Regions from separate parts of the Homo sapiens genome. Here region 2 is linked to region 1. A link is a contact called in ENCODE Hi-C or POLR2A ChIA-PET data. All regions are on one chromosome and are shown on one strand. Each heading gives the region's core, a stretch centred on a gene start or an enhancer-like site at or near the end of the contact. The rest is flanking DNA. Distances are from core to core; before and after follow the strand shown.

Region 1 (3,500 bases), core at 378-2,877:
CACACTGTGATAGTATGTTCAAGAAGAGTAGCAACCATTGCCATCATTTTTACAGATAAAGAAACTGGTGTTCACATTACGTCACAGTTAATGAGTAAAGAGATGAGATTGCAACACAGCTCGAGGCCTCTTTCTACCTTGTGGGGTCTCTCGGAATAGAAACACCCCCATTCCTCCCTAGCAGGCCCTGAGAAGCCCAGCCAATGGCCAACTAGTTCTCTGGACCAAAGCTGGATTTTCTGACAGGACCTGTGACCATGAGCCCTGTGCCCAGCATTTCTCAGACCCCTTTCCCCAGGCAGTGGTGACATGGAGAAAGCCCAGAGACCTGAAACCAGAGGGGCTGGTTCTGAGCCAACAGTGTCAGCATCCATGACCCAAATAGAAGAGTCTAGTTTCTTCTCTGGGTCCAGCCCTCAAGGAGCTGTGAAGAAAGCGCAACTCATTGCTCCTACTTTACAGAAGAGGAAACAGAGGCTCAAAGGGGCTTAACCTGTCTTAAGGCCGTGTTGTCAGGGAGGGGCAGAGGCTGAGCCTGCCCAGCTCCTGGACCACTGTTCTTTCCTGACCCTTCTCAGCCATTTGCTCCAGCTAAGCTTAGAAGTTCTCCATTTGCACTCAGGTGCTAGGCTGATGATGCTGAGACTATCTGGTAGCAAACTAGGAGGCCAAGGCCAATTCAGAGGGGCCAGTGGCAGGCGGCCTACATACCTGATGAGAGAGAAGTTTAGGAAGCCCTATCTGGCCCTGGGTGTGTGATATAGATCAGGAGAGAAGGACTAGGGCAGTGGGAGTAGAAAGGAGAGGTGTGTGGAGGTAGAATTGATGAGAGGGAGGAGGAGTGAGGAGTCAAGGACCACATCCAGATTTCGGAGCAGCTGGGTGGATAGTGGCTCTCCCGGCTGCAACGTAGACCTGGAAAAGACCAGGAAAACAGACTCCCTGCAGCTCAGCTTCCCCCTTCCCAATGCTGCCTAAAACGCAGAGGCAAGAGGTGCCTGCTCTCATTCTGCCTCACTCTGCCAGTTCACGGCCCAGTGCACCACCCCCCAACCCGGCAGTGCCAGACGTGCCCGTCAACAGGCTGGGGTTCCCTCCCTGGACTGCTGCGTCTCCCGTCTGAGCCAGGGATGGAGCAGTGCCCTTTGTTTTACCGGAGCTCCTTGGTCTTCTCCAGCATCTGAGCAGCCGCGATTACATTTCCAGCCGGTTTTTAATTGTCTCGTATCAGCCCACATAAATCTGCCTGTGCGGCTCCGCCACCAGGGAAGCATTCCAACTGCCCGTCTGTCTCCAGGAAACCTCTCGTGCCCCGGGACAGTTGCCTTCTGAGGCATTGGGTGGTCTCTCCAAATGAGAAAAACATTTCTTTCCAATCACATTTCTAACATCTTGTTAATTTGAATTATTTAACAATATTTTTGCAAAAGCCATCTGGGAATGAGTTGGTTGGCGACTTGGGAGAAGGCATAGAGGGTGCTGCAGGGAAGGCCACGAGGACAGCTGCAGACGTCACATCTGCTATCAGTGAAAGGGTGGCTGCATGGAGAGGAAGGCTGTGATCAGGAGCCCGGGGATTACAGCCTGAATCCCACCATTCCTACCAGCCAGGAGGTCACCAGTGAGTCACTTCCCGTCTCAGCCTCTGAGCCCTGAGGCCCAGATTTGCAATGGCAGTGGAAGCTCTTGTAAACTCTGAGAGGCTGCACAGATGCAGGTAGGGTGGTTTGCAGAGCCTTTGTGCTGTAGGGGCTTATTTTACTGATAGCTGGGTAAGCGATACAAAGGCCCCACAGGAAACATGATTGGCCCTTACCTAGAGGCATTCGGTGGGGCTTGAAGCAGCTAACTTCACGTGGTAAAATCCCAGTGTTAAGGCAGGGCCTGACTGTTCCCCAGACTTTTGGGGAGTCAGAGCCCAAAGGGAGTTGAATCATCCAGGTCAAGACCCTGGTGGGGTCAACTGAGGCACAGGAAGGCAAGAGGACCTTCCTGAGGTCCTCTGGAAGGCTGCTGGTAGAGCCCCCAGAAGTCCCAGCTCCCACCCCAGGGTTATCACCCTTTGGAGCCCCGTAAGCACTGTATATTCTTCTCTCATTTTCTCCACAGACATTGTCAGTCCTTGAGGCAGATTTATAAAATCAGATGTCAAATTTTATAGCCCTTGTCTTCGCTCCCGCAGTTCAAATGCTAGGGCTATAAAATGAGGTTTTGTTGTGTATGCGGCACACTCGCACGCAGGCGCCCTTGCCCTCTGTTGGAGCAGAGGCTGTTCCATCCGCGGGTCTATGTCTTTCACCTGCTCTTCTCTAGGAAGCTCCCCTGTGAGCAGCCTCCATCCTCCTTCCAGCACGAGTGTTTGCCACTTTTAATAATGCTTTGCTTTTTTTTTTTTTCTTATCTTTTTAAAGATTATTTCACCCAAGAGGAATATCAGAAACAATTGGGTTTGGCAAAGCTAGCTTATTCCAAATGCTTTAATTAAAACCATTTTTTAATTTTAATTTTATTTTTGCCATTTCTTTTGGAAAATCCACACTCTGCTTATGGCCTCAGGCAGCTTGGAGATCACCCTGCCACGTTTTAAGCACAGGCTTTCAGGGCGGAGCTTATAGACAAGTCAGCAGCATGGCTTTCACCACTGAGCTCTTATCGTGCCCTGGGCTGTCAGCTGGGTGAGGAGACAAAGACATGTCAGCCTCTGAGCTCACAGTCCAGACAAGGAGACAGGACAGTAGGGAAGTACTGTGATGTACAGAGGTGTGGCAGAAGACAAAGCGAGGGAGAAAGAAAGTAAGTCTGACTAGGGGCATCTTGGAAGTCTTCCTGGAGGAGGGGCCAGTTGAGGAGGACTTCAGATGTTAAGATGTTTGAGAGGAGAAAACTGGGGAAGTTATGGGGAAGCAACAGGACATTTAAGCAACAAGGACATTTAAGTTGGAGATTAGAGGAAAGGCCGTATGCAGTGTCCTTCCTCCCTAAGGTCCCAACTTGGCTAGGGTAGCTGGCTGTTCAGTTTTCCCTTGGAAGTGACAGAGCCTCTCTCTGTTTTGTAAAATGTCACCCAGTTTTTGTTTCCAGTTTGAGGTGCATAAAATGTTACAGCTCTTCTAGAATTTGTCTAGCAGATTTTCCAGTTTTTACTAGAAACCCCCCAGGAAAAAAATCTAGGTACATAAACCCTGGGACCTTGCTTTCTAAATTTGCCATCTAACATCTGATTTTGACCCTCAGGGTTGTAGTGTGAAATGATTTGTCATCTGCTAGGAACCTTTCTTGGCTGAGCGTTCTTTGGGAATGTGTCTTTTGGTCTCAACACCCCAGAGGGCCTGGCACATGATAGGTACTCAGGAAACGTTTGGAGATTATATTTGGGAGAAAAGTAATCACAACATGCAAAATGAGCCATGATTGTAATAAAATCAGATTGCAAAGGTCAGCCCAGTCGGTAGCCGTATATCACATGCATGTACGCATGTGTGTGGGAAAAATATAGGAAG
Region 2 (3,510 bases), core at 591-3,090, 100 kb before region 1:
AGACCGCCACCTCCTCCAGGAAGCCCTCCCAGCCACTCCAGCACTACCTGCCTGTCTGCCTGCCCGCCCACTCGCTTGCTGTTGGTGGTATGGCATGCAGTGGCTGGGGACAGGGGTAGCTCTTCACTTGAGCAGAGCAGCGGAGCTCTGGCTGACCCTGTGCCCTCTCTGTCCCTCCACTGCACTGCATGGGTGCCGACACATGTCTGGGGAGGCCTCCCTTCCCAAGCCCCCCCTTTAGGGATAACGGCCGGCATTCATGTGGCAGCTTCCCACCGTGGTCTGGTTTCCTCCTCACGACAGCCCTCAGCGGACCATCATCTCTGTCTTACCCTTGAGGCAGCCAAGACTTGCCCAAGGTCACACACATGGCCAGCCAGTGGCGCAGTCGAGGCCACACCCCAGCCTTTCCCCATCGAGTTGTGCCCCCTCTGCTTCTCTGAACCTAATGTTCAGCTGCCATGGACGGTGAGTTCTGAGCCTTGGAAGGAGTCGCCTTCCTGCACACAGCAGATAGCGGCTATGGGGAAAGACCGGCTGACCTGAGGTAGTGTACTAATTTCTGAGGAGGAAAAACCCCCAGGCTTATCCTCCAGAAACAATCACCACAAGAATTAGGCGGCTGTAAACACGCCTGGGGCGCAGCTCTAGAATGCAGTTTCAGAACCCAAATCCTGGGTTCTGGCTTAAAATAAGACTGGGGCCTAGGGATTCATGGAGGGCAGGGCATGGGCCGCCAGACTCCTGTCGAGAGGCCCATTTCTCCTCCTCTCCCCTCGCCCCTCGAGCTCCAGCTGCAAGTTGCCCCAGAGGCCTGTGGCCTACTGGACCAGCCGCTGCCCTCGCTGAGGCAGGAGGGGATGGTGGGCCCGGCCAGCCTGGCCTGGACTCATGAGGGAGCTGAGCTTCCCTGAGGTACTTCTTATATCAGGGCTGTTTCCGGATGACCCCTTTGCTACGTGTTTTACTGCCCTTGTGTGGTCAAGTTAAAGAGGTTGTTCAGGAAGTAGGATTACAACGGGACCTTGTCGTGGCTTTGTAACCTCTGCTCTGTAGATGGCAGGGACTGGGCCCACAGGGAGGGGCCAAGGGTAGTAAAATCCAGAATCTTGGAATCCATTCATTCACATACTCCTTTGCCACAAAGTGGGATGGGTGTGCTTGGCCCCAGGGCCATGACCCCCTTCGGATCTTGCAGACTTCTTGCAAACTTGAAGTGGCAGCAGCACATACAGGCTAATGACTAAGCAGTTCCCACTGCGCTTTAAAGTCTTGCCTTAGGCTTTCAATTGTGCTTATCATTCAAAATGCTCTTTTTTGCAAAAGAGCCCATTTTGTCAGTTTTCTTCTTGTTTAGATTTAATGATTAATCAGAAAAGTGGTTTTTTGTTTTTAGGTTTTTTTGTCTGGTTTGGAGATAACATTGGAGGCTTAACGCCTGACAGCAGTATCTGACAGGGCACTTTATCTTAAGGATGCTTTTCACCATTCCAGCTATGTATTATCCACATTTTTCCGGGGAAGAAAATGTTCTCTGGCGACCCCTTTTTTGTAGTGTAGTGTCCTGGGCTGTCACGCCCGCCCGCCAGCCCTGCCTGATAAGCGATAAGCGTCAGGAGTTCAGAAACATGTTTTTCTTCACGGCTGACAGTCTGTCTCAAAAAACTTCCATCTCCTCACTTCCTCGGGCTCCTGATCCCACCCGCTCCATTCCTGCCTTTGTTCTCTTTGGCACACACTCCCTCTCCGGGGTTCCATCTGCCTTTCCCTACTTCTCCTTGATACCTCCCTGGGGGGTGGCCCCTGCCCACTGTCACTCCCCAACACCCAGTTTCTCCCTGCCCCACCCCCGGGGCCTCCTAGATGCCCAGGCAGCTCATTGGTTGGCCTGGGAAGCGGGGCTGGCTCATGACCCGAGTAGGGAGCAGAGTGGGCTGCATCCCTGTGTCCTGGGGAAGGAGGCACTGGGCTGGGGCAGGAAGGAGTCTGGGAGTCAGGCAGACCCGCTGCTTTCCTTTGCTGTGTGACATTGAGCACATTTCTTAATCTCTCTGAGCCAGTTTCCTCATTTGTAAAATACATTTATTCATCTACTCAGTACCTTACTGTGTGCCAGGCCCTGCATTAGACTCAGGGACCAAAAAGATAAAGTGAACATAGGCCCTGTCCCAGAGTCTCCAGTTTGGGGTGGAGGTGGGGCTTCTTAGTAATCATGGTAAGATGACTCCCTGGGTGTTAGGGAAGGGGAAGTGACAGACACAGATGTGTTTTATGAACCGCAAAGTGCAGTGCACACGTGGAGAGTGTTGGTTCCTGGGGCTCCCAGGTCCATTGCTTTTGTGATAGAACAGGGCCTGCCTTGTGGTGCTCTTAAGTCTGGAGGTCCCCCACGCCTGACCTGACCACGCCTGGTGCCTGTGCGCCCAGCCTGTTGTGTGCTGCTGAGCTCTGGCCTGCATGGAATGGCTGGGCTGGGGCACACATGCATGGGGCGTAGGATGGGGAGGGCAGAGCCGGACAGCCAGACCCAAGCTATAAAGCAGGGTTAGGGGAAGATTCTGGGTGCTGTTTGGAGTTCTCCAAATAGAGTTTGGCCTGACTTTTAAAAACTCTTAGACAATGTGTTAGGAGTTAGTTAAACCACTTTTAGTCAGTAGGAAGAGAGCCAGATTTTAAAAAAAATCTTGTTAGAGTGTGACAGAATGTGAAATGTCACTTTTTAGCTCCTCTTCTAGCCCAGCCACCTTGTGTCATGCCTATTTGTGAGCCTGTGGCTATCCCCCAATGAGCCTGTGTCTCCTGCAGGAAGGACCACTCCTTCTGCTCTATGTTCCAGAGCCCAGCACAGGATCTGCCCCAAGGTCAGCCCAGGGAGGCTGAATGGAGGAGCAGACAGAACTTCAGGGCTCAGAGGAGAGAGGCTCACTTCTAGCGGAGGTGGGGTTCTCAGAATGGTACATGGGGGCTGAATCGATGATAATGACACACAGTTGAGCCCCTCCTGTTGCCAAGCACTGAGGTGGGTTCTGTTACTATCCCCACTTTATAGTGAAGAAACTGAGGCCCAGAGAGGTTGAGCAAACTTCTCAAGGTGACACAGTGTGGATTTCAACCCACATTTCACTCTAGAGCTCATGTTCTCATGTGCCGAGCATTGGAGGTTAGATAGAATTTGAACATGCAGTGATCAGAGAAGAGAGAAGGGCACAGTATGAGTGAAGACCCCCTGGGGAAGTTGGGGGCTGGTGACTCTGCGTGTGACTGGAGCGGGCAGTGGTGGGGGCAGGTGTCGGAAACAAGCTCACAGCCCTGTTGACCATGGGCCTATATGGAGGTAAGATAGGAAGTTTCCAAATGACACGGAGTACTCCAGCAATTGGTACTTTACACAGACTACAGACAAGAGCCCTGTGTGCCATCTCTTTCTCCAGTTCTCTTGTTTGAGCCCACTGTTGTGTCATAAGGAGATCGCAGGATTCTTCTCCGGGAAAAGAGGGAGTTGTGTCAGCC

What was found. Hi-C counts contacts between places; a loop is a spot of excess contacts on that map. ChIA-PET counts read pairs that join two places held with the same protein, here RNA polymerase II (POLR2A). Pooled maps may share reads with other maps.
Region 2: a loop to region 1 is called in a pooled map, with 1.8 times the contacts of the local background. The contact joins two enhancer-like sites. A Hi-C loop is called at or near these places in 2 of 168 maps with a recorded cell type or tissue (aorta and mesothelial cell of epicardium) and 4 of 50 pooled maps. POLR2A ChIA-PET finds 5 or more read pairs at or near these places in 6 of 52 experiments (AG04449, BJ, Caco-2 and 3 more).

Annotation. Positions count from the first base shown.
Region 1 is chr9:37,936,363-37,939,862 of GRCh38, reverse strand. The region is part of intron 5 of SHB (SH2 domain containing adaptor protein B); the gene reads left to right. It also overlaps the pseudogene RNU7-124P. Among named protein-coding and RNA genes, the nearest start is that of SLC25A51, 34 kb to the right of the region's middle. Within about 2 kb of position 1,627, at least 13 of the 41 ENCODE cell types and tissues checked have a DNase peak (open chromatin) inside an H3K27ac peak, as active enhancers do; they include PC-9, where a contact is called at or near this core.
Region 2 is chr9:38,037,124-38,040,633 of GRCh38, reverse strand. All of the region lies in intron 1 of SHB (SH2 domain containing adaptor protein B), which reads left to right. Among named protein-coding and RNA genes, the nearest start is that of SHB, 30 kb to the left of the region's middle. RefSeq lists enhancers at 532-1,936, 2,215-2,820. Within about 2 kb of position 1,840, at least 8 of the 41 ENCODE cell types and tissues checked have a DNase peak (open chromatin) inside an H3K27ac peak, as active enhancers do; they include PC-9, where a contact is called at or near this core.